Linked DNA regions of Mus musculus: all the other regions are linked to region 3. The links are chromatin loops, found by intact Hi-C in ENCODE. Cell type or tissue: heart. All regions are shown on one strand. Region 1 overlaps Arhgef7 (Rho guanine nucleotide exchange factor (GEF7)). Region 2 overlaps Arhgef7 (Rho guanine nucleotide exchange factor (GEF7)). Region 3 has its middle 84 kb from the start of Tex29.

What was found. Peaks named below come from ENCODE experiments on the same cell type or tissue, not always from the same donor. Only the 100,000 strongest peaks of a DNase experiment are listed, where the experiment ranks them.
Region 1: a loop joins it to region 3, with 8 times the contacts of the local background. A loop is called at or near these places in 18 of 42 quality-filtered maps.
Region 2: a loop joins it to region 3, with 4 times the contacts of the local background. A loop is called at or near these places in 6 of 42 quality-filtered maps.

The regions. Positions count from the first base shown.
Region 1 is chr8:11,754,726-11,762,725 of GRCm38, forward strand. It overlaps Arhgef7 (Rho guanine nucleotide exchange factor (GEF7)), which reads left to right. Exons shown (of 22, transcript NM_001372321.1): 2 at 3,706-3,792. Among named protein-coding and RNA genes, the nearest start is that of Arhgef7, 31 kb to the left of the region's middle. In heart, CTCF peaks have their summits at 1,320 (motif pointing right) and 4,437; DNase peaks (open chromatin) are centred at 3,606 and 4,236; H3K4me3 peaks cover 2,070 bases; H3K27ac peaks cover 1,724 bases.
Region 2 is chr8:11,819,006-11,827,005 of GRCm38, forward strand. Arhgef7 (Rho guanine nucleotide exchange factor (GEF7)) reads left to right here. Exons shown (of 22, transcript NM_001372321.1): 17 at 633-726; 18 at 2,955-3,044; 19 at 5,500-5,676. Among named protein-coding and RNA genes, the nearest start is that of Tex29, 18 kb to the right of the region's middle. In heart, a CTCF peak has its summit at 4,256 (motif pointing right); DNase peaks (open chromatin) are centred at 1,796, 3,006 and 3,736; H3K27ac peaks cover 3,830 bases.
Region 3 is chr8:11,920,281-11,928,280 of GRCm38, forward strand. No RefSeq gene overlaps it. Among named protein-coding and RNA genes, the nearest start is that of Tex29, 84 kb to the left of the region's middle. In heart, CTCF peaks have their summits at 3,032 (motif pointing right) and 4,096 (motif pointing left); a DNase peak (open chromatin) is centred at 4,111; H3K27me3 peaks cover 744 bases.

The DNA of each region.
Region 1 (8,000 bases), 170 kb before region 3:
AAAAAGGCAGACTGTCACCCATTTCTTGTCTTCCTCAGATGTACTGCAAAAAGATGAAATTCTTTTCTTGTCACTTAAAGGACAATCACAAACATGCTTTATAAAAAAGAAAACAAAAATGAAATGAAACACCCAGGGTGTTAAGACTTCAGTGACCCTAATGGCAGAGACTCTGTGACTCTGGGTTCAGTGACCCCAGTGGCAGGGACTCTGTGACTTTGGGTTCAGTGACCCCAATAGCAGGGACTCTGTGACTCTGGGTTTTCTAATTCCTTGCTTTCATAGACATTATAGGAGGCTCTAGTGAAGCTATTAACATTTAAAATCTCTGAATGGGTAATAGGCCACATCTGGAGTTTGGCTTTTGTCACTCATTAGGTGTCAAAGAATAAGTCCCATTACAAAGCTCCCATTCCCACATGCTCGTCTTTATGGATGGCCACTCAGCACACACATGGAGAGAACAGTCAGGAAGAGTTGGTGGTGGACAACACTTCATTCTAGCAAAGTGGTAAAATCCACAGATGAAAACCAATCTGGGTCTGCCACCAAGTCTGAGACCTGAGTTTGATTCCTGGGACCCACATGGGTGAGAGAAGAGAACTGACTGCTACACTTTTCCTTTGGACTCCACACACACCATGGCACGCATGCCCCACACAGGTATGTGTAATTTAAAAACCACATTTCTCACTAATATGTAAATCCTCAAGGTGTTTTGCTTTTTATAGTTAACAATTATCAAAATCAATGTATGCTGCTTCCATTATTTTATATACTCATCATACAAGAAAAGAAAATAACAATTAGCCTGTGGTTTCATAATCAAATGTAGAGATGAAGAGATGAGTCTAATTATTTGTAGTGTTTACCTTCTCTGAAGTTATCTCGAATGCTGAACTGCAACATTGTCCTTGGGGGAAATACAGGGCTAGGAAACCAAAAGACCCTGGTCATATTTTTATTTTGCATGTACTTGTAGATGTGAGCATGTGTGCACATGGCTGGTCACAAAATTCTGCCAACGAGTGAATACATGACCTTATTTTATGGGCATTTTTGGAGAATGTATGCTATAAATGTTATGTATTTACTTACAATAAGCCATCATCTCAAGTACAGTACTGTGTAATCTACCATGGCTGTAGTGGTTTATCACATATGCACATATACAGAATGTTCATAATCAGACAGTAATTGCAGCCCACACACACATACTGGGCGCTGTATATAGTAGGAATGCAAAAAAAAGTCTTAAGAAAAGTACTCTGCAAAGGTCACATGGTTGGCTTCATGAAAATGTTAAAATTGCCCCGTAGGGGGCGCTAGCTGCAAGTTGAATGTACTTTGAACTCTGACCTTGGGGAGACTGGAATTAGTTCGGTAGAAGGGGAAGATGTGGGTAAAGATGGCTGTCCCTTAGAAGACTGGCTTTTTTTTTTTTTTTTTTTTTTTTTTTTTAAATAGACTTAAAGTGGCTTAAAGCTTGAAGCATTGCTTAGTCTCGTCTGTTTGGCTTGTCACCTCCAGTCTTTGACTCAAGGGACAAACGCAGTGGAAGCAAGGCTGCATTCAAGTATGAGCTCCCAGTCTTCCTGTCTTAGGATTTTTTCCCCCCAAGGCAGACTTGGATTGTTATTTTAGCTGCTGTGGGGATACTTTGTGTTGTCTTGCTGACAGTATTTATTCCAGTGCCATGTTCGATCATTTCTAGGACTTGGTCAGTGGTTTCTACTGCCCTTCCAGGCCAAATTTCCTCTAGTTTTCCTTCTTGTTTCCACTCTCCACTCATTTGCTGTGCAGTAGTCATTATGGTTTTGATGTTATTACTTATATTTTCTGTCATACTTTCAGAGTCGTTAAGGCAACTTGGCCAAACCCTTTCTGATAGTTACTGCTGATAGCCAGCTTGCTGCCGCCTGAGGTTGTGCCAACATAGCTGACATTGCACATGGGATGGGTTTCCAATAGTCTCACATGGTAGTTTCCTTGCTGGCCTTTGAGTGTTAAAAGCTTTACTAAACAGTTTGTCTAGGCAGTGTGCCTTAAAAGCTTGTACTGTGCCCTAAGGGGGTTGAATGAGAGTGGAACAGGTACATTAAATTAATAACACCCAGAAAGTAAGGTTTTGTCCTGGAAGTGTTTATGGACTGGGATGAAGCAGTTGTGGATCAATCCCAGAGCATTCTGGATGCCATCCATACATGTATTGTCATCTCCTGTGACTGGCATGCAGTTGAAGTTTTTGGTCCTAAGTGGACCTGGGGTTTGTTTTTTTTTTTTAATCCCATTAGGGGCAGCTTATATTTAAAATTTGCCCTTGGTATTGGCACACAATAGCAAGGTTGCACGGTCTCGGAAGCCTTTGCTCAGGAGTCTGAGAAGCTGTTTTCATAAGGCAGTTTTGTTTTCCGACATTCATGGAAAACACGCTGTCTCAGCAGCACTGGAAACCTGTTCTTTAGCACAGCCCTAGCTATAGAGAACAAAGTCTTTCCTAAACTCTTTATCCGTACAGCCACTCTGAACTGTAAGTTGATACGTTCATGATGTATCAGTCTTTTAATGACCAGCTGAGGAAACTGCATGTTTCAGACTCGAAATGCTGTCTAATCCTTTTTTTTTTTAAACTGGTCATCTCATAAATCTACATTTTGCTGCTTTTCCATCTTCTCCACAGCTTTATGGGGCATTCAGTGTTGCCCTAGCAATTTTCCGGAGCAGCCTGGTCTAGATAAATCTTTTTTCTTGTGGATATATTGTACTGTTCACTCACAGTCAACAGCACTATAACTCATGCCCCAAAGAAGCTTAAGAATGAAATAAAAATCTTTCCTGATGTATCAGGGTCTTCCTTACATTGTCCCAGCCTCAGATTCTGCTCCTGTTTCTCTTAGTGTCTGGTACGGTCGGGTGCATATCGTAACATGTGGCAAGTGTAGCAGGATGCCTCACGGACTGCATTGGGTGGTAGGTCAGACCTTCCCTCGCTGCTCATGGTGAAGGCTAGCAACAGGAGCCTTCTCTGAAGCCTTAGCCACAGTGGCCGGCGACTCTGGTTAATCAATCACAAAGCACATGGGCTGTGTTTGGGAATAGGAATCAGGGCATTTTTCATGACGACCCGCAGAATTTATGCTGTTCATTAAGCTATTGTAAGTGCACTTTGCAGGAACCTAGGTGAGAAAGAAGGGAAGTTCTCTCGAATCTCTTTGGGGCTGTTCGTGCTGCAGAGGCAGAGTTCTGTGCATTCGTGAGGTGCTGCCAGCAGAATGCCGGTCAGGAGGCGGGGATGGGAGCCCCGAGCAGGGCCTGGAGGGGTGGGCGTGGGGCTGGAGCGGAGGTCTGTAGGAGGCAGGGCCTGAGCAAGGCCAGGAAGTGGAGTGCCTTTGGAGGGACGCCGGCTATGGAGGAGGCGGGTGCGCACGATACCGGAGCAGGGCCCGAAGGAGACGGAGCGCGTGGTGAGGGGAGCCGGGAGGGGAAGGAGGAGAGCGCAGACCGGGGTGAAGCGGGGCTGGGGAGTAGACTGCCGCAGCCCAAGACGCAGCAGCCGCGGGAAGGGGCAGCGGGGGCGCGGTTTGACGCCGTCACTTCCGGTCCCGGGCGCGCTTCCGGGTGCGGGCAGGGGCGGAGATTGGTGCAGCCCCTAGGAAGGGGAGCGGATGAAGCGTCCAGCCCGCTCAGCGCCGCTGTGTGTTGCAGGTCTACCCGGAGCCGCGGAACGAGAGCGAGTGCCTGAGCAACATCCGCGAGTTCCTGCGCGCCTGCGGGGCGTCCCTGCGCCTAGAGGTGGGTGAGCGCGGGGCCGGGCCGGGCTGGGCAGGCCGGGCGGGCGGGGGCGGGGGAGGTCGGGTCGGGCTCCGGGGAGGTAGGGCCGGGATGGAGGGTGGTCGGGGGTCGGATCGGGGTCGCGTGAGCTGACGCTGTCCCGAGCGACCGCTCCTCACCGCCGGCTCCGTGGAGCGGGGCTACCTGTACCGGGAAGAAGCCTCTCGACGTCCCCTCGGCTGGCGCGTGGACCCCACGCCTTGTTCTGGTTCCACGCGAACCACTGGTTCTCAAGCTCCTGTGCAGGTGGCACGTTGGTAGTCCCTGTTGCTCGGGGGACATCTGTCCAATCCTGAAAACCGCCCTTTGGGAATCCCTAGCATCACATCCAGGTCTGACCCAGCCCTCAGCAGGTGGTCAGGCAAGGTCCTAGCTGCAGTGTAGAGGGCCAAACCCCTCTTGGTCTCACATCCTCATATGCTGCTTCTGCAGGCCCGAAATTCGGCGGCGTGGCTGGATCCTCCATCCATAATTGCTTACGTTAGAAAACTCCCGAGCCTGAGTCTGGGGTTTGTAAAACCTGCTTCTGGGGACACCTCCGCGGGATTGTCTTTTCCATGGTGCTTGATGAACACCCTTTGTGGTCCTTCTGTGTCAGTTCCCCAGGGATGTCGCTGTTTCCTTGCTTTTGTTATTCGTGGGGCATTGTTGTAGATGTAGAAAAGTGGCTTTGCTTTTTGGGGACTTTCAGGTAGATAAGCTTTGCTGTCGCTTCTGAGGTTTGCAATTTCACCCCGTGAAGGGTTGGTAAAATCACACACACTCCAGTCCTGTGGTGACCCAGTGCGGTTTTCCTTACCTGGTAGGACAGTCTTTGACTGCGTGTTTCTTGAGATGAAGTGTAGAAGTCATCCAGTCACGTTTGGAAAGTGTATTTAATTGAAATTGGACAGACAGTGGTTTATAGTGATTCAAGTGTTACCGTCCTTTTTGTTAATTTATTTGATGTCTTTGAGGAAATTGCTGCAGATAATTGGATTGTGGTTGGGCGATTTCAGAAAGCCTCACAGCTCTTTAAAAATCAGGTATTTGGCTTCTCTTGGTGGCACCAGCCTTGCCGTTTTAGAGACTGGAGATTTACTTTGTCTGACCTTTGTCGTAGGGTTCTATCCTCATATGCCTGGGTTTTGTTTATGTTACAGTATTTTTTCAGACTCACCCTACACATTAACATAACCAGTGTAAACTGTTATAATAAGAAATTGCTTTAAAGAAACGTGAAAGTCGCCCCTTCTTTCCAGCTTTGTAAAAGTTGCAGAGGCTGTTGCTGTTTCATATAGCAGTGATGTTTATGGCTCTGAGTTTGTCCAGAGATGCTGTCAGAGCCCAACATGGGCCTGTCCCAGGCACTTAGAGCAGCCCTGAACACAAGCAAATCCTGGCTAAGGATTGGTTACTGAGAGGATGAGTCTGAAGTTGCACTTGTGATAGCAAATAGGTTTCCTCTTGGAGGGAAAAAAAAGACCATTTGTGTCTTTTTTTGTGTGTGTTGATTTTAAAGAGTAAATATCTCTTCCAGTTACTTAAAAATATGGTAGAGGAAAATATAATATTTTTCTCAAGGTATACCATACTTAAATCTCCAGTTTGTTTAGCCATCACGTTTTAGGAATTTCCTATAGAAAGGAATGGCTTTAACTCATCTTAGTCTGTAACTGTGTGAGGGGAGAGGCCTATTCAGGGAAAGACCTAATCTTCTGCAGCCAGAAGCCCCGAGGGCAGAGCCTTGGACCTTTGAGCAATACTAGGACTGACACATTTAATATCCAACCAATTCTCAAAAGATGGGAGACTGAGAACATTTTAATATTAAATGGGAAACAAAACAACCTAAATTCCAACGTAGCTTTTGTTTTTAGTATTTAATACCAAGGGGCTTTTCCCAGGGCATTGTTTCAGACTGAATTGTGTTAGTAAGAAAGACTGTCTAGTAGCTTACTCTACTTTAGCTCCTAATGATTTCTTTAAAGAAAAAAATGTACCATCACAGTATTGGTCTTTTTTTTTTTTTTTTTTTGGTTTTTGGAGACAGGGTTTCTCTGTGTAGGTCTGGCTGTCCTGGAACTCACTCTGTAGACCAGGCTGGCCTCGAACTCAGAAATTCACCTGCTTCTGCCTCCCAAGTGCTGGGATTAAAGGCACGTGCCACCACACCCGGCCGTATCAGTCATTTTTAAGCTTCTATTGCCCGTTCATGTGTGTGCGCCAGTGTGCCACAGCACTAGCTCAGAGGTCAGAGAAACTGATGGTGTCTCCTTGACCTGGTGAGTTCCAGGGATGAAGTTTTTTAGCCCTAATGGCAGTGGCCTTTACCTGCTGAGCCATCTTGCTGGCCTCTTTATTTTCTTTTTACAGCTTATTTTTCCACCAACTGCTGTCCTTAAAATATTTGGAGTAGGCGCCAGGGAGATGGTTTATTCAGTAAAGTGCTTGCTGCGTAAGTGTGAGGTCCAGAGAAAAAGCCAAGCGAGGTGCACAGGATCTTACTGATGTGGCTCAGAGATTGCAGGGTTCCCTGGGCCTTGCCACCTAGAGAGTAGAGCCAATCTGGCAGGCTTCACATGCATGAGTGCCCTCGTGTGTACATGTGTGTATGTGAACTTGCATACGTCAACATGCTCACACATACATACACACACACATGCACTTCTCTTTTCTGATTTGTGCAGAAACTGGACACAAGAACATCAGTGTCTTTCCATTTGTATCTAAAAACCAACCAGAACTGTGACGGTGGTGGTGCTGTTGGCAGTGGTGATGCGCTTGACGTTTGCAACCAGAAGTACCTCAGTGACCGAGAGACAAGTCACGGAGTCCTTTGTCTGTCTGCAGCTCCTCAGGTGGAATAGCTGCAGAGATGGAGAATTTTTTTCTTACTTGCTGTTGTTCTGTCCTCAAATTATATTAGATATATTTGTTGATAGTCACAGTATATTAACTGTCAAGATTTTCTTACCCAGTAATGATAATTAAGCACTTGAATGATTGACTAGTGAACTGCAGCTATCCAGAGCAGAGGCTGCCTTCCTAGAAAAAAACTGGTTTTTCTTGTCACTCCCATGACGCTTGTACTAGCTTTATTCAGTATCTAAAATTGGTGTTAGAGAGATGGCTCAGTAGTTAAAAGTACTCCCTGCTCTCCGGAGGAGCCTGGTTCAAGTGCTGGCACCTACATGGTGACTCACAAGCGTCTCTAACTCCAGTTCCAGATCCAGTGTCGATTCTGGCCTTTGCAGGCATGCACACCTGGTTCATAGACTTACATGCAGGCAAGGCACTATAAACATGCAATAGTAGTAAAACAAAACCCCTTAAATTAAGGCCACATGAATCCAGTTTCAGTGGCGTCTTACGAAGGTTGGCCCATGTCATGACAGACAGTATCAGGGATGTTAGCAGCAAAGATAGGAAATGCAGCAGTGAACTTTGATTTAGTTGTTCATCAGAGAAACATCCATTGTTCTAAGAGTGTTTAGTTGTATATTACATATTTGCAAATGTTATAATGTACACTTTCTATCATGAATTTTGAAAAGTTGGAATTTAGCACTATTATAAATGGCTGTATTTCAGGTCATTTTCTAAAGTCTAAGTTGAAATTATGAAGTGGGAGCCATGTTGGCTTGACCGTTCCTGGCAGAGTCCTCTGCCCAGATGGTACTGGCCTTCCAAGGCAAGAGAGAACTAGGTTATAAGCAAGAGGGACTGACAGAGCAGCATGGCACCACGGCTCTCCTGCTGAAGCACTAGTGTTGCTTCCAGTACAGTATCTCTGCTCTGGGAAGGAAAATAAGACTCGGATGTGATTTCTCACGGTTGCTAAGATGGTTTCTGGGAGTCTGTCAAATGACGCAAACCACACTCTCTTTATTCCAGCCAATTCTGGCTTTGATACACGTGTGGGACCGGGAAGAGATTATGACCCAGGGCTGCAATCTTCCCTCTTGTCGTCTCACACACCAGACAATAATATCAACACCATTTCTGCTTTAGTTAAAAACACTAATTAAAGTATTAACTGTCCAAAGGTCTCGGTGATTCAGAACAGAAATGTATTTTGCCCTTCCTCGTTCTTGGACATTTTTGGCTTGTACATTTGGTCTTTCAGTTCATTAGAGATTAAGATACTAACTGTCCGCATAACATTTGCTTCACAACCTAGTTTCTTA
Region 2 (8,000 bases), 100 kb before region 3:
CCATGGAAGAGATAGCTATGAAGTCTGCTCTGCCATAGAAGTGCCTCGCTCGCCCCTTTGTAACAGCAGCTGCGGGGAGGGAGGCAGGTGCCTGCGCCTACTGCATCCAGCGTTCTGTGTCATACTCCAGTTTTACCTTAAAGGAAAGAGGCTGAGATGGTGGCTGGCCACCATCCATTTCTACTTTGCTGGGAGCTGGGATATGGGCCTCACAGAGTAGCCAGCAAGTCCCGTCTCTAGGAGTCTGTGCTTAGCCATGGGTTCCCTGCCTGCCCCCTCTGCTTTAACTTTGGGATTTTGTACTTTGCTGTTTCCCTTCCCTCTCTACCCTAGAATGGACAGCCCTGTCCTGACTCTGTGGAGCATGTGAGTCGGTCTGTCCTTCCTTTGCTCGGCACACGCCTTACTGCCATGTACACTGTGGGGTCTGGGTTTGTTAACAAAGGGGTTTTCGTCAGAGCTGAGGCCTGTAGGTGAGGGAAGATGGAACGTCCTCTTGGCTCTTGGCCTGTGTTTATGTTGGCATTGGCAGAGAAACATGGACAAACTGGTGATGGGGGTGAGAGGTGCTTGGTGGTGGCCGGCTGGTGTCATACAGTCTGTTAGTATGTTTATTATCGGTGTTTCCCTAGGATCTCAGTAAGAGCCCCAAGACCATGAAAAAGCTGCTGCCGAAGCGCAAGCCCGAGCGGAAGCCTTCGGACGAGGAGTTCGCTGTGCGCAAGAGTGAGTGCCCATGTGTGGGAGCATGGCACGTCGTGGGCTGCGGGAGTGCAGGGGAAGCAGGGCCCGCACCTCCACAAGCAGCTGGCTGAGTGGAGAGGGCAGTCTCTGCATCGGCTGCTCCTCCAGCCTCACTCCAGCCCACCTCTCCGAGGGGTTGTGGTTTCCTGGTGCCTTTCCTCCACCCAGCAGATCTATAATTTGAATTAGACCCAGATTCCTCTCATTCACACAGGGCTTGTCTGTTAGGAGAAGTGAAGGCTGGGCTTAGGAGTGCCTGGTGGCCCGATTGAATAAGCATTTACCATGTATCTTCCACGTGACTGACACGATGGGTGCTGGGACCCGAATGTTAGTCAGACCTTCAGTCCTGGCAGACATTTCATGCTGTGTTGTGCCCAGCTGTGAGACCAAGTCTGCAGCACTGGTCCTTGGGTGGATCTCCCCGGGAGCCAGGCATCTGTGTAAAAGCATCTCGCTTGTGCCTGGATCACTGGTGCTGTTGCTGAGAAGGGGTGCTGTGCAGCAGCCTGCTCACCTGCTCAGGGTTAGCACTGACAGCAGCAGCACCCCCTCCTGGGCACGGGTGGGCACTTGCTGAGGGGGTCTCAGCTGTCTGATTGGTGCAGGGTGGGCCTGCATTAGGGAGACATAGCCTGGAGGCAGGGTGAGTGGTAGTAGAGCTGTGGTTGTGATGCGAAAGCTGTGTGTGCTCAGCTCACAAGAGAGGCAGTCTAGTATTGCATCCTTACCCAGAAGACCCAGCGGGTTAGGGATGAGAGGATATGGCAGACCAAGGACAAGGGTTGAAGAGAAGGGTTGTGTTGCTGATCCCCACTCAACATGTGAGCCAGACAGATGCTCAGCAAGCCTTACTCACCTCTCAAGCTTCTGGAATGTACTGGTTAGCTTGGAAGGCTAGGACGCTCTGTGTCCATGGGTAGTCCACATCTGCAGCTGTGAGGAGAGCGACTGGCATAGCTGTGGACACAGCGAGCCTGCAGTTTGCTGCTGGCTTCAGTGGCTCTCTGCCCCTGTGTGGAATGCATGTGCTCACCCAGGCGTGAGCAGAGCAGCTGGTGACAGCAGCCAGCCAGCACCCTGAGGGAAGGATCTGCTGCTGCCCAGAGGGAATGAAACCTTTCCTGTAGTCTCCTGCAGCCTCTGAAGAGGCCAGGAGCTGCGGGAGCTGGCCTCATGACTTGTTGCAGGTGGTGAGCTGGGTGCTCTCAGGACTGCCGTCCTCTGTCTTGAAGTAAATACTTGGTTTGCCTTATATACATTTTACTTTCTGAAAATATTGCTGAGAACTGGACATGGTGGTGCATGCCTTTAGTCCTAGCACTCCAGAGAATGAGGCAGACATCTCCGTAAGATAAGAGGCCAGCCTGGCCACATAGCAAGTTCTAGAAATATCAAGGCTACACAGTGTGGCCTTGTGTGAAATAAACAAACCTATAAAAGTTACGGAGGCATAGTTATTTACAGCTGTGAGAGTATCAGCCTTCTGGTCTCCCATGGTTGGAGAGTAGTGAACTTAAAAAAGAAAAGAAAAAATACAGCTAAGTAACTTAGAACCAGAGAGAAAAATATAAAAAAACAAGTAGCTTTCTTCCACATGCCACCCTTTTCTGAGCACGGGCTAAGGGGCTGTGATTGGTCCCACTGCCTGACAGCTCCTTCTGGCCTCTGCCTGGAGATGAAACCTGTACCCAGGTGGCTAGGCTATATTTAAGGCAGAGCTTTGCAGCACTTCTGTTCTTGGCATGGTAAATTTGTTACATTAGTGTCTAAGAATTCTAGGGTCAGAGACAGTGCCCCTTTAAGGCCTGTGATCTGGTGCCTTTCCAGAAGTTTCACGTTATGGCTCTGCAGCTCTCCTACCCACACTGTGTCAAGGCCCAGCCGATGACACTTGGGGTGCTTAGCTCTGAGTCTCACTTCCTGTTCTCATGAGACTTGAGGTCTTTTGGCTACTCCTGTCTCCTGTAGGCCACATATTCCAGTCTTGTGCTGTCTGTCTGGTGTGTGTGAGTGGAGAGACTGAGGGACATAGGACTTTACAGAGCTGTGATGAGAATTTCAAACCTTATACTCTCTTAAGTGTAGCTATTTATAACTATTTAGAGAGCCTAAATGTTAGCTCACAAGAAAGTGACGGGTGGCATCTGAACTGCGCTGTGTAGCTCTGGGCTGTGTGCTGAGTGGTGATGGCTCATGTATTTCAACAGGCACAGCGGCGCTGGAAGAAGACGCTCAGATCCTGAAGGTTATCGAAGCTTATTGCACAAGTGCAAAGACGCGCCAGACCCTGAACTCAAGTGAGTGTCGCAGTTCACCCCGTGTGGGCACAGATTACAAGCAATTGCTGCACGGACTAGCTGCTCTTGAGAGGGAGGTTTCAGGCGCTTAGCAAGTAGTGTAGCAGTGTCCCACAGTACTGTGTTCTAGGGAGCATCCAGTGTGAGGGCCAGCATCCTTCAGGAAACTTGGACTGTGCAGCTGCATGCAGAAGGCAGTGGAAGTTTCTTAAATTTTGCTCCTTTTTTTGGTGTTACTGGGGTTTTTTTTTTTTTTTCTCCTTTTAAAAATTATCTAAAATTCAAATCTAGAGCCATCTTTCTATCACCTTTAAATTTTATTTTGTTTTTAGTATTTGTTAATAAACAATGGTAGTTTCTTTGGTGGACACCAGGTAGTTTCTCTAAACTCCTCACAGGTGAGAGTCTGCATGGTGGTAGCATCCAGGAGCACTGCCTGACTCAGAGGCCTCTGCCTTTGACCTGCAGGCAGGGGCCTGCGGTCCTCCCTCTGTTTGTTTTGGAGCTGGCTGGTTGGCATAGAAACTGGTTGCCGTTGGATCTTCTACCTTGTTCCCTTCTCCACCCCAGTTTTTGGAAAGACACCTCCACATTTTAACAGCACCTTCAGTGTGGCGGCTCAGATCACACCTTGCCAATCGGACAGGAGAAGTGGGAGGGACTTTTCAGCCATTTGAGCTTTGATTGAGGAGCCTGCAGCTTAGCCAGCAGGTTTGGCAGGCGCAGCCCCGGTAGCGTTTACAGGCAGAGAGGGGCCTCCTCTTCCACTTGCAGCTTTGCACTGCCTTCTGCTCATGGTGTCAAGGTCTTGCTGAGGTTCAGTGAGGTCTCTTTTTGTCCTTACCATCTCTAAGGGAAAACCGGTTATAGCTGCTGAGAGGAGTAGGAGAGACGTGGGGAAGGAAGCCTGGGCACCCTAGCAAGCTGTGGGATATATAATTGTGATGCTGAAGAGTGACTCATGAATGTAATTTTGATGATTAAACGTGATGTATTCTGATAGGTTGTAACCATAGCCAGCACTTTCATAGATTTTAGATGTGTGGTTTTAATTAGTCACCTCACTTCAAGTGCTTAAAGGGAAATGAGAGTCCCCAGCTTATAGTCCCAGGTGACCTTGGCTGCTCTGTGAACTCCCGCATGTGACAGTCCATACTTCCCTCTGGGTGAGGAACTGTGCCTGGGGTGAGCTGCGGCTGCCTGAGGAGGGCAGCCTGTGGTTTGTGCAGAGCCTTTGTTGCACTGCTCCGGACTCCATTCCTTCCACGCAGAAAGCATGGTCAGTGTGCCGACTGGTGCACTCAGTTGATGTTCTGTTTCCCAGCCAGCATCCTGGGGCCTCAGCTTACAGCCATACGTGGCTTCCTCTTAGCTCTCTGAGAAATGGGATAGATGCACAGTTTGTGCTGCACAGGTGATACGGTTGGTGAGCGCATTTGGGAACGGGCTCCTAGGGAGCACATTTCCACATTAAATGCCTAGCAGAACGTTTTGAGAATGCTAATATATCGTTACCTCAAGCTTCTCTCTGTTCACTACATGTGTGGATGCTAGCAGGACTTTGCAAGCTAAGCACAGTTGACGTTGCTTTCTGTCTCAAAGAAGGAATGGCCTTCAGACTTGGAGCACAGCCGCTTTGGTTGCCGAGGCTTCCCTGTGGTTTCTCCCCACAGGAGCCCCATACAGCCTTGCATGCCCACCTAGCTGCTGGCCAGCTCACGCTCACATTGCTAACCACGCATGCGGTTCCTTCTGCCCCGTTCCCTTGCCCCTGCTCCTGTCAACTCCCTTTCCACGTGGTGGCATTGCCAGTCTGTACTCACCTTTCTGATAGTAAAGGTTCCACATCAGGGGAAGTGACATAGGAACACACTCTGCCAGGGCTTATTTGGGCTGGGCAGCCAGGGACCACTCTTTCCCTTTGTTCACACGTAGACTTTGAGGCTGGGGCAGGTTGTAGACCGGCACGGTAAGTTTAGGCACCTTCTGCTTGTGTATGGTCTTGGCAGAGGAATAACTGCAGAGGTGAAACAAAGTAGGAGATAACGTTAAGGCCACGTAATTAATATCTTTCTACAGATTTTTGTCCTAAATAAATTGTCAATAGAATTGGTTAATTGCCAAGAATATAGAATCATGTTTTGGGCATGAATGAATGTGTGTAGCCTTTTTAGCTGGGACATACAGGTATCTTTAGATGCAGCCATTTGAAGGAGGACTGCGACTTTTGGGCTTAGGAAGAATTGGGTTTATTCTGAGGGTGGTGCTTAAGTTCATTAGGAAAGCCCAGCAGTAAGTAAGGAGAAGCAGACATGTTGCCATTTTTTTAACAATATTTTCTCTTTCCCTTCTCTTCCCATCACCTTTTGCTTTTGTTCCATGTTTTGGTTGTGGCTCTCCTGTCCGTCCCTCCTCACCCCTCTGCCTGTCGCACCTGTCACTTCATCCGTCTTAGCATGGCAAGGCACTGACCTGATGCATAATCACGTCTTGGCTGATGACGACCAATCAAGTCTAGACTCCTTGGGTCGTCGCAGTAGCCTTTCTCGTTTGGAGCCCTCAGACCTCTCGGAAGACTCTGAGTATGACAGTATATGGACAGCCCATAGTTACAGAATGGGTTCTGCATCCCGTAAGAGCTGCTGCTCATATATCTCTCACCAGAACTAACTAACGCACTGAGCCTTTCTTAACAATGCTTGTACTGCAGCCTGCTTTTCTTAGACGTTTCTTGCTGTTCCTTGTCTCTCTTATGTGATATTTTAACAACTCTGGAGAGTGTCTTGGTATTTCCCATTGTACCTAGTGGAGGCTTAATTGCCAATCTAAGACTGAATTTAAACTGCTGCCTGTTGGAGGGAGGTGGCAAGTCCAGTGAGTACCTGATGGGCTTTTCCCAACAGGGAGCTTTTTCTTACAAGCTCCATGTAGCAACTGTTTCCCTTCCTTTTGGATACAGCCGTATGGACACTTTTCTATTTTATGCAGCCACATAGGTTTGCTCCAAGTGCCACAACGGAGAAGACTAGCCTTACACACAGGGATCTAATTTTTTTTTTTTTTTAATATATAATGCACTTGACCAAGTTGCTGTGGAGAGATTGAGAGGATTGTCTATGACCGAAGCACTGAATCAGTTGACAGCTGCTCTGGTGACAGTGCAGAACACCGGGCTGATGCACACCAGGGCTGGTGCCACTGGGTGTTGAGAGCAGAGTCTGGAATCTGTGTCCACCCATTGCTCTGTGCCTTTTCCTGTGTGTGGCACGGCTGTGAGGTGAGAACTCTCACCGACACGGCTTAGACATTCACCACTGCACCATACTTCCCTGAACCACAGTGATGACTAGTGGGAGGTACCATTGGTGTGTGACTGTGCTTGGCTTGCCTGCAGCCTGGCTGTCCCACAGCCACAGGATGCTGTGAGAGCCATGAGCACCTTGTGGCAGTGAAGTTATTTCCCGAAGCCCTGTACTCAGCACAGCACAGTCTGGAAGTCTGAGCATGTTCCCGCAGGGTGACCTGGGAGACGAGCCCTCCTGGCGTTTGTTGTAAGGGGTTTGCACTGGCCCTGAGAAGAACTGAATGCGAGGCTGCCTCAGTTAGAGCAGACAGCCACAGCTAGCTGCTCGAGAAACTACACTGACCTGGGTACGGTGGTGTTACAATGTATCAGAGCGGACAGCCACCCGATAGCTCCTCCAGGGGCAGCACAGGCCTGGGTGTTGTGGTGTTACAGTGTAACCTTAGGGTTGTTTTTTAAGTGTTTTTGGACACCTGCTTTAGAAACGGTGCCACAGTGTCCATAGGGAATAATGTTCTTTCCATCCTTCAGGGCATGGAGCTCTGGTGGCCATGACCTCTGACCCCTAGTCCTTGTTGCCAAGCTAGTGGATACAGTATTTTGACCCCTTTGCTCCCTCTCCTGGGAGCTGGTCCTGCTGCTGCGAGTAGAGGAGCACACACGCTGTGCATGAAGGGGGTTGACCTGGAGCTGCAGGGCAGCACAGCTGCTCACACTGAGTCTGTCTGTCTGTCCCCAGTAGCTGTGCAGCAGCTTTGCCCCTGAAGAGTTTGTATTTTTATATGAAAGTCAAGGAGCAAGCCTTTCAAACTTGCACCCAGTATTAATTTCCAATAGGAATAAGGTTGTATGGATTCAGCCAAATAGCAAATGGGAATTTTGAAAAACAAAACAAACACAAACCGTCTGTATTTAGTGATGAGGCGGCTCTGTTGTCCCCCCACATGGTGGTTGTCGTTGCCTCAGTATGGGCTGCCTGTCCTCAGCTGTGTGCTGCAACAGTGAGGCACAGCTGCTGTACTCGGGTTTTCTCATCACACCGACTGGAGTGGCACTGCTGGCTCAAGGAGCTGTCGCTGTGGTCGGCGCTGCTGAGCTGGTTCTGACAGTTTGCCCTTGCTCATTTGTCCCAGTCAAGAGCCATTTGGGTGACAATTTCTGTTGAGGCCCACACTGTGGAACAACAGCTCAACCTTTTTGCGTTTGTTTTGAATGTCTGACATTAGTTTTGTGACCTGGTTAGAAATTTGTTAGTGCCACAGGCACAGGAGATGGTCCTCATGTAGCAGAGGGGACACAGCGTTGGAGGGGCCATCGTTTCTACATTTGTGGAACTGTAGTCATGCTGATAGCACCTAACATTTCTGCAGCTCTGTAAAGCCCTGTATGCAGTGAGTGTTAAACGGAAGATGCAGACTGATGGAGAAGGTAGGTCCAAGCCATCTCGGGCCTTCTGTAGGTGGCCCAACAGTGTTCCTGTCTAACTGATACTCGTCAGAAGTCTTTATTAAGCTACACTAACTCGGTGTTTGGCGTAAGATTGCCAAAACACAATAATATGTATATAGTGGTATAAGATCTTGGGGAAATTATATATTGTGCTCTTTATCTGTGAATGGGAAAAGCCATTTTAGTACAAGACTCCCATTTGA
Region 3 (8,000 bases):
TTGGTCACCTGTGTTGCACACCTGTGTTGGTCACCTGTGTTGGTCACCTGTGTTGCACACCTGTGTTGCACACCTGTGTTGCTCACCTGTGTTGGTCACCTGTGTTGCACACCTGTGTTGCATCCTGGGACCTCACTGCAGCCTGGGTTCTGAATACACAACACATACACACACACATACACACACACACACACACACACACACACACACACACACACACACACACTTGTTCTGCCATGACATCACCCTGACATCCATGCTGCCTGCAGCAGCTCAGGTCACGTTCATGACGACCGTATGCTGTGAGTATTGCTGCATGTTTGCGCTCTTCTGCTTCTGTATAAACATATGTTTAATTATGGGAAATAAAGGCAGCGATTTTCTAGTGATGTTCCTCAACCTGCGATTCTCATCAAGTCAGTTTATCCTTGGGCTGGATTGTGTTGGGCAAACAGAAAGACATTAATCTATCAGTATGCAAATTTGCTTTCATCTTCAATAAATGGCTAAATTACATGTATACCAAGGAACTGTCCTAATTGAGGTTTCTTACGGCATACTTTCAGGGACTGTTTGACTTGTGTGCCTCTTTTATACACCTGCATATCTGGGGTTGCACAGAAGTTTCTTGGGTGAAAAGGCACCGTGTGAACAGTGAAAGGCAAAGTGTGAACAGCCCTGGTTAGATCAAAGGCTCTGAGCATGTCAAGGCCGTGCATTTGTCTTTCTGTGTGTGCGTGTTGTGCATGTGTGTATGCACACTCATGCACATGTGCAAGTGCACATTACTAGGTAGCAGTCTCCTTGTCACATTGGGAAGAAAGGCATGTGGGTGCAGGTGATGAATCAGGCTGTGAGACCATTGGACAAATAGCCCTCCACAACAGATGTTTAGAAAGAGGCATACAGTGGTTTAAAAATAAACAGATTTTAGGCTCTCTTAACTCATCGATAAAATCAGTGGCAAGAGAGGATGGCTGGGCAGTGGTGGCCTTTAAGAGAAGATGTATGTAGCCAAACCCCAGCTCCCTAGGATGCCATGTGGGCTAGAGAAAGCCTGTGAGAGGGTTCGAAGGCTCTTGCACAATGAGCTGGACCAGCTGGGAAGAGCTACCCGAGACTGCCAAGTCCATCTGATCCAGATGAGCTGCAAGTGCTGAGGGCTCGGAGGATTGTGTTGTGTCTTTGCAAAGATGTGGCGGGGGGCCTTCTGTCTCTGCCAGAGGGAGGCAGCATCTCACTTCTGTCAGGCATGGCTTTGTATGGTTTCTAGATGCTGGTCATTTCCCATTAACATCCTTTTGATTCCCAGATAAAAATCACTCTGTTAATTCCAACAATATGTTTTTCTTTATGAGCTCATTGTAGTACATTTTAAAATTAGACAAGTAGAAAAATTTAATAATAAAAATCACCCAAGGGCTGGGGGCGTGGCTAAGAGGTGCAGTGCTGGCTAGCTGGGGGCGTGGCTAAGAGGTGCAGTGCTGGCTAGCTGGGGGCGTGGCTAAGAGGTGCAGTGCTGGCTAGCTGGGGGCGTGGCTAAGAGGTGCAGTGCTGGCGAGCGTCTGGGAGGTCCTAGGCTCTATCCCAGCACGAGAGGGAGAATATCACTGAGGATTCTCTCTGTCGCTGGTCTTTTTCTCTCTCAACATGATTATTTTTTCACATTTCAAGAAGAATCGTTTAAACGTGTCTTTGCTTTTGCATGAGAAAAATAAGAAAAGCCCCAAACTCATTCCAGTCCACAAGCAGATATTCGGTTTGGATTAGCCTTGGCTAGGACTTTTTAAACTGTCGGCTTCTCTTTGCCTGAAGTTATAGGGACACACAGACAATGACAAGTGCTACTGAGAGGAGAGGGGCAAACTGCCTCTGCCTGTGCGCCCACACTGTCCCTGGTTGGGAGTGACATTCATGCTCTCCCTTGGTCTGGAGAGGCTGAGTGTCTTTCTCCACCTGTTTCCCCTTTACCTTTATTTTTTGAGATAGCATCAAACCCAGGCTGGCCTCAAATTCTCATTCCCCTGCCTCCTGAGTTCTAGGATTGAGGGAGTGTCACCATGCTTGGTCTGCAGCACCATCCTGTCACTGGTGTGTGGTGTGCTTATTGAGGGTACACATATTGTGTGAAAGCTTGCCTTTATCCTCGCCCTGTGAGTAACTTTACTTATGCTGCACTGGAAGGTCACAGGCTCCTCAGATGGCAGATCTTATCATTTGGAGCAGGATTGAATGCTACCATAGCAGGCCACCTGTCTGACCTTCTGGGGCTTGTAGCCAGTTCCTGTGGACATAATAGGCTGTGTGTGGTAACAGTGGTCTGTCTGGCCTTGGTTGGATATGTTCTGTCACTTCATGGGCCCTCCAGGGTAAAAGGACAAAGCCATTCGTGGTCCATAACTGCATCTAAACATTTGTCCTCCCACACACAGGTAAAGGTAGTCTTCACTTCTCACTAAGAATGTTACTCTTCGCACCAGACAGAGACCATTATAGAAAATCACAGCTGGCATTTCCAAGACTGAGGCGTGAAGGACTGTTCTACCTCCCTGGCTAACCCCTTCTTCACAGGAGTTCTGTCTGTCTGTGGATCATCAAGGCTACACATGTGGGGCCTCTCTCAGCCTGTCCCCCACTGGTGCATGTGGACCCAGCAGGGACCTACTTATCCCAGAAAGGATGTAGAGCAGGGGTCCCCAAGGCACTTGGTGGGAGACAGTTATCTGGAAGGTCTCCGGGGATGATGGATTCATGCTGACAGCCCTAGACAACAGCACATCTGGTAAACCTAAGGTAGCCAGCTCGGGTGCTATGCACCACTGGCCACAGCTGACAGAACAAGGCTGGCTCCTTTGTATGTTCCAACCCTGCCTCTAGCTCCCACTTCCCTCTTCCTGAGAGTCTCAGTCATGGAAAGTGAGCATGCATGTGCTAAGTCAAACACTCCTTCAGGGAGCTCAGGGCTTCCTACAGCTGCTCACAGCAGCTTTCAGTAAACACAGCGACAGAGCAGGTGGGAAGAGCAGGTGCCAGCCAGAAGATGGCAGCACCCTCAGAGGGCGCAGCTTCTCCCCTTGGCACTCCCAGCTCTATCTCCCCAGAGAATCTTTGCCCTAGCTTGTTTGACAGCTAAAGTGATAGATAGAGAGGAAGCAAATGGAAGGTGGTAAGTTCACAGCAAACAACGCGTGCAGAAGCATCGCCCCGAGCAGCTCTATCACCTTCTTTATTGCGGGGAACAGCATCATTTGGACACGTTCCTCCTGGAAGCCCATGCTCTGCTGAAGGCACCAGAAGATGGCGTGTGTGTGTGTGTGTGTGTGTGTGTGTGTGTGTGTGTGTGTGTGTGTGCACATCACAGGGACAATTGTAGTAAGAGCAAAGGAATGAGCCAGAAAAGCTAGTAGAGATTTTAGCATCTGGCCAGTTTTAGGGAAGGAGAAACTGTACATGCCATACCATTGATGGGCGTAGGTGGCATCAATGAACTGTGCTGGTGCCAATGGCCCCATTCCCTACCATTGCACGCTGACAAACAGGAGTAGAGAGAGCTTCCAGGCTCATGCCACCCCACACATGGGCTCACCCAAGAGCCTCAACTCTGTGTGTCTGAAATGTCGAGGAAGGTGATCTGGCAGCGGAGTCTAGATGTCTCCCTCTTCCTAGGGTGCTCTAGCTGGACCCCTAGAGAGTCAGGTCCCAGGGCTTGCAGTCAGGCAGCAGGGGAGGTGTAGTTTTTTGTTTTTGTTTTTGTTTTTGTTTTTGCAGTGAGTATCTCTTCCGTGGTCCAGGAACGGGGCTTCAGAGGCCATGTAGGTAATATGGAGACTCACGTGATCTTTGAGCAGGGAGACGGAAGGGGCCCAGGTCATCTGCTGTGTTTCTTCACTCAGCCTCTTGGTGTCTTGGCAGGGAGGTTCGTGCCATGTTCTCGTCCTCTTAAAAACCTGATGGGAACACGTGCTCTGAATACTTCTGCATAAGGACCCCCAGCCCGTGGTTCTCAGTGTTTGTAACTCCTACATGAGTAGATTTTCAGAGTGTGGGAGGAGCTTCCTTTTCCTGTGATCCAGCTGAGATCGAACTAGAGCGCCCCCTGCTGTCTTGATTCAGTCTCTACATGGTTAACACTGTGATCTGTTTGGCACCATCTTGCTATCAAGACCTTGCTTGAGCCTGAATAACTCTGGCACGCTGACACGCTCGTGTTTTGAATCCCCTGTTCCCCGCTTGTGGTGCTGCTGTGAATCTTAGGAGAAACCTAGCAGATGGAAGGCGGACCTTTGAAAGTTGTGGATGCTGGCCGTCTGCTCTCTGCCTCTGTCCATCGTTTTGTGAGATTTCCCCCCCCCACACACCCCGATGCTCCCACCTCTGTGACTGACTGCAATCTCCCTGAGACCGTGAGCCAAAATACAGCTTCTTATTCAAGCAGTTTCTATCCAGTGTCTTGGACATAGTGACATAAAAGGAGCTAACACACATTTCCCATATTTTTTGTGGGGTTGAATTTTTTAAAAAAAATATGCATTTAAATTTTTTTGCCTGCATGTGTGTGTACCATGGGTATGCAGCCCAATGGAGGCCAGAAGAGGGCATCATGTCCCCTGCAACTGTAGTCACAGATGGTTGAGAGCCTTCATGTGGGTGCTTGGAACCTCTTCAAAATCAAGTGTGCTTAACCACTGGGAAATTGCCACAGTTTTTTTTTTTTAAGTGGGAATTTCATGGCTTTAAAATGTCCTTTGTTTACCTCATGTTGCTATGCACCTGTGCTTTATAATGCGCCAAGCCTGAGAAGGCTGTAGTGCCTCACAGAGAAGCACATGTGCTTGGTTCTGTCCTGAGTTACTGAGTTTTGGCAGCGAGCTTAAAGTTAATGAATGCCAACATCTGATGCTGTCTTGCTCTTGGCTTATCAGACTCATGGGAACCTCTGCGTGGTCCAGTGATGTTCTGAGCTTTTGCTGCCCCAGGAAAAGAGTGAGGAGAGCCATGTCTTGTTCAGAATCCTCAGCATTTTCTGTACTACAGACATCTCTACCGTCTTCCCCAATTCTTCTGAAGCATTCAGGGTTGCAGCATTAGGAAGGGTGAGAGCCACTGCCTTAGGGTCTTCTCTCGTTTGACTGGCGTGAGCTAATATTGTAGTCAATGTCCTAGAAACCTTAATTCAATTGTGGCTAAAATTATAATTCTGTGACAAAGGTCACTGAAACAAAGGAAGCCACAGCTCTGAAGGACAGGTCTGGGTGCCAGCACCCTTACAGGAGGTAGTTCTGGGGTGACAGAGCCCTTGCTGAAGGAAGCAAGTCAGTCATTATATTCCAGGTGCTATAAAAACATTACAATTCCAAACTATCACTCCCATGTCTTATCCTGGCATTGTGTTTCTACACCTGAATTTGGCAAGAGTCTTTGATGTCATTTGGGTGTGCTGTGTCCACTAGAGGTTCAAGGCTAGAAGTTAGACTCTTGCGTAAAATGCAGAGCAGGTGAGAGAGTTGAGAAGTGGGCCGTACAGGGAGAGGGCTAGGTTGTGGGCAGGGCTAATGTCCATCCACGGGAAGGCAGTAGTCCTTGCAGGCCTGGGGTGGCTGGAACAGTGAAGTTGTTGTGGAGAAAGGTCAGGTCACAAGTTGGTCTCTTCTGGCCCACTGCTTGCTGCTTTTAGCATGCCAGCTATCCATTGGAAGCCATCTTTGTCTTGATGTAGCATGGAAGCCTCACCTAAGCTTGGACTGACTGCTCAGTCTCTAACTGTGAGTCAAAATAAACTGTTTTTCCTTATAGAGTGCCAACAGCTCATGTGTTTTGAGTCAAAAATGGACCCAAACTAGCTTGATCGAATAGCTCCAAGATGTAGATGTGTGAACAGCCGGGGCTCATTTCAGAAACTCATTTCTCCTTGGTTTTGTGGTTGGAAACAGTTCGTTTAAATGTAAGATCAGAGCTGTCAGCAGAGGTAGGCTTCTCTGATGGGCTTTGTAGTGGTTAGCTCTTGTGAGCCACCTTTGTGCTTCTCCCTTCTGCCTCAGTTCTCCCCACAGGGATGTGACCAGCATTCTGTCCTCCTTTATCTTTAGAGACCTGCCTGCAATATGCCCGTGTCTCGTCCAGATTTGTTTCTTTAAAACGTGCAAGTTGGGGATGGAGAGATGGCTTAGCAATTAAGAGCATTGGCTGTTCTTCCAAATGTCTGGGGTTCAGTTTTCAGCAGCCACATCAGTGCGGTCCTCTTCATCTGCTTCTTGGCCTTCCCCTCCTGCGGCTTTTCTTGTCTTCTTCTCTGCATTGAACAGTTCTGTTTGCCGGGCTCCTGTAGCACTGTGCCCGGCTCACCTGCCAGATCACTGCAGTCTGCTGATGGGGACCCTGCTTGAATGGCTGTGTATCTCCTCTGTTGCTCTGGGGGGGGTGGGGGTGGGACCCTTCCAAGAGCCCTGTGTGCAGGTTGTGTAGGAGGACACAGTGGGCTCCCAGTTGTATAGTTTGTGCCTGTTCACTGCTGCCCACAGCGTACCCTCTCCTGCTTCCTCCTTGGAGCTGTCTGAACTACTTTCCCTTTGTCTACTTCAAGCCTTGTGTCTGTCACCTACCTGCAGACCGGGCCAAGTTCTTCTCTCCTAGCTGTCCCCAGTGCTGCTGCTTGCCCAATTTCAAAGTGTCCCAGTGCTTCTGGATACTTTTATCTATTATGGTGTGTGTGTAGCCCAGGCTAGCCTCAAACCCACTATGACCTTGAATTGTTTATATTTCTGCTTTCATCTTCTAAGTGCTGGTATATTGGCATGTACCACCATTTCTGGTTTTATATGATTCTGGGAACTGAATCCTTGATTTTGTGTGTGTGTTAAACAAGCATTCTACCAATTCTCTCTCTCTCTCTCTCTCTCTCTCTCTCTCTCTCTCTCTCTCTCACACACACACACACACACATTCTTATTCATATTTTCTCTTTTTTATGTCTGTGTCTGTCTATCTGTCTGTCTGTCTGTCTGTCTCTGTCTCTGTCTCTCTCTCTCTCTCTCTCTCTCTCTCTCTCTCTCTCTCTCTCTCTCTCACACACACACACACACACACACATACACACTGCTCCAGACAATCTCTTTTTGCTGTCATGTTAGAATGGTGGGATTTGACCCTTGGAAAGTCTAGTATAGATGATAATATTTTCAGTGAGTTTGCAAATGTTGGGCTCATTACTGGTGGAAAGGAACCATTGAAGCGCTCAGCTTGAAGGGCTGAGGGGAGTAATGGAGATGAGCCTTTCCAAGCATGACAGTGAAGTGCAGTTATGAAGATGTGAGGAGGAGGAGGAGCAAAAGGAAACTGGAGGAAAGGTCTTACGTGCGACTCAAGAGGCTCAACCAAAGCTTCAAGGTGTCCTCAGCGAGGGACAAAGGTTTCATTCCCTCAGACTGGGTACAAATGAGGCCTGAGGGAGGATAGTGAAAGCCATCCCCCAGGCACTGCTCCTAGGGTGGGGAACCCCACACATCTACATGTGCTGGCAGAGGTGCTGTCCTAGTGGCGCCAAGGTTGGGGTTCTTACTGCGCTTGTTCAGTGGTTAGCAGGCAAACGTGCCTTTCTACAGAAGCGCCTGATCTGAATATGAGCCCTTTGTCTTATGCCTCCCTTCTGTGGACGGTGGCTTGCCATCCACCTGCATGGAGAAGAATGCCAGGCTTATGTTCCCCACAGCGCACTGAGTGGGGCTCAGACACAGGAGACAGTGACAAGGTAACTTGGGCACACATAGAGGTCCTGGTCTCCTGGGGTTTGAGGTAATGGATGCTCTCTCAGTCCTGGTCTCCTGGGGTCTGAGGTGATGTTCTCTCCTTTGAGAGGAGGAAGTGGCTGAGTGGCTTCTTCTCCATGTGGCACTGGAGGTCTGGCTGTTCCTTGGTGGACCCATGTGCCCAAGCTGATGCATGTCGTGGCGAGTGGGTGGCAAGGACAGGGGCGTGTCATTTTCTGTCTGGCTGTTACTTTTTAA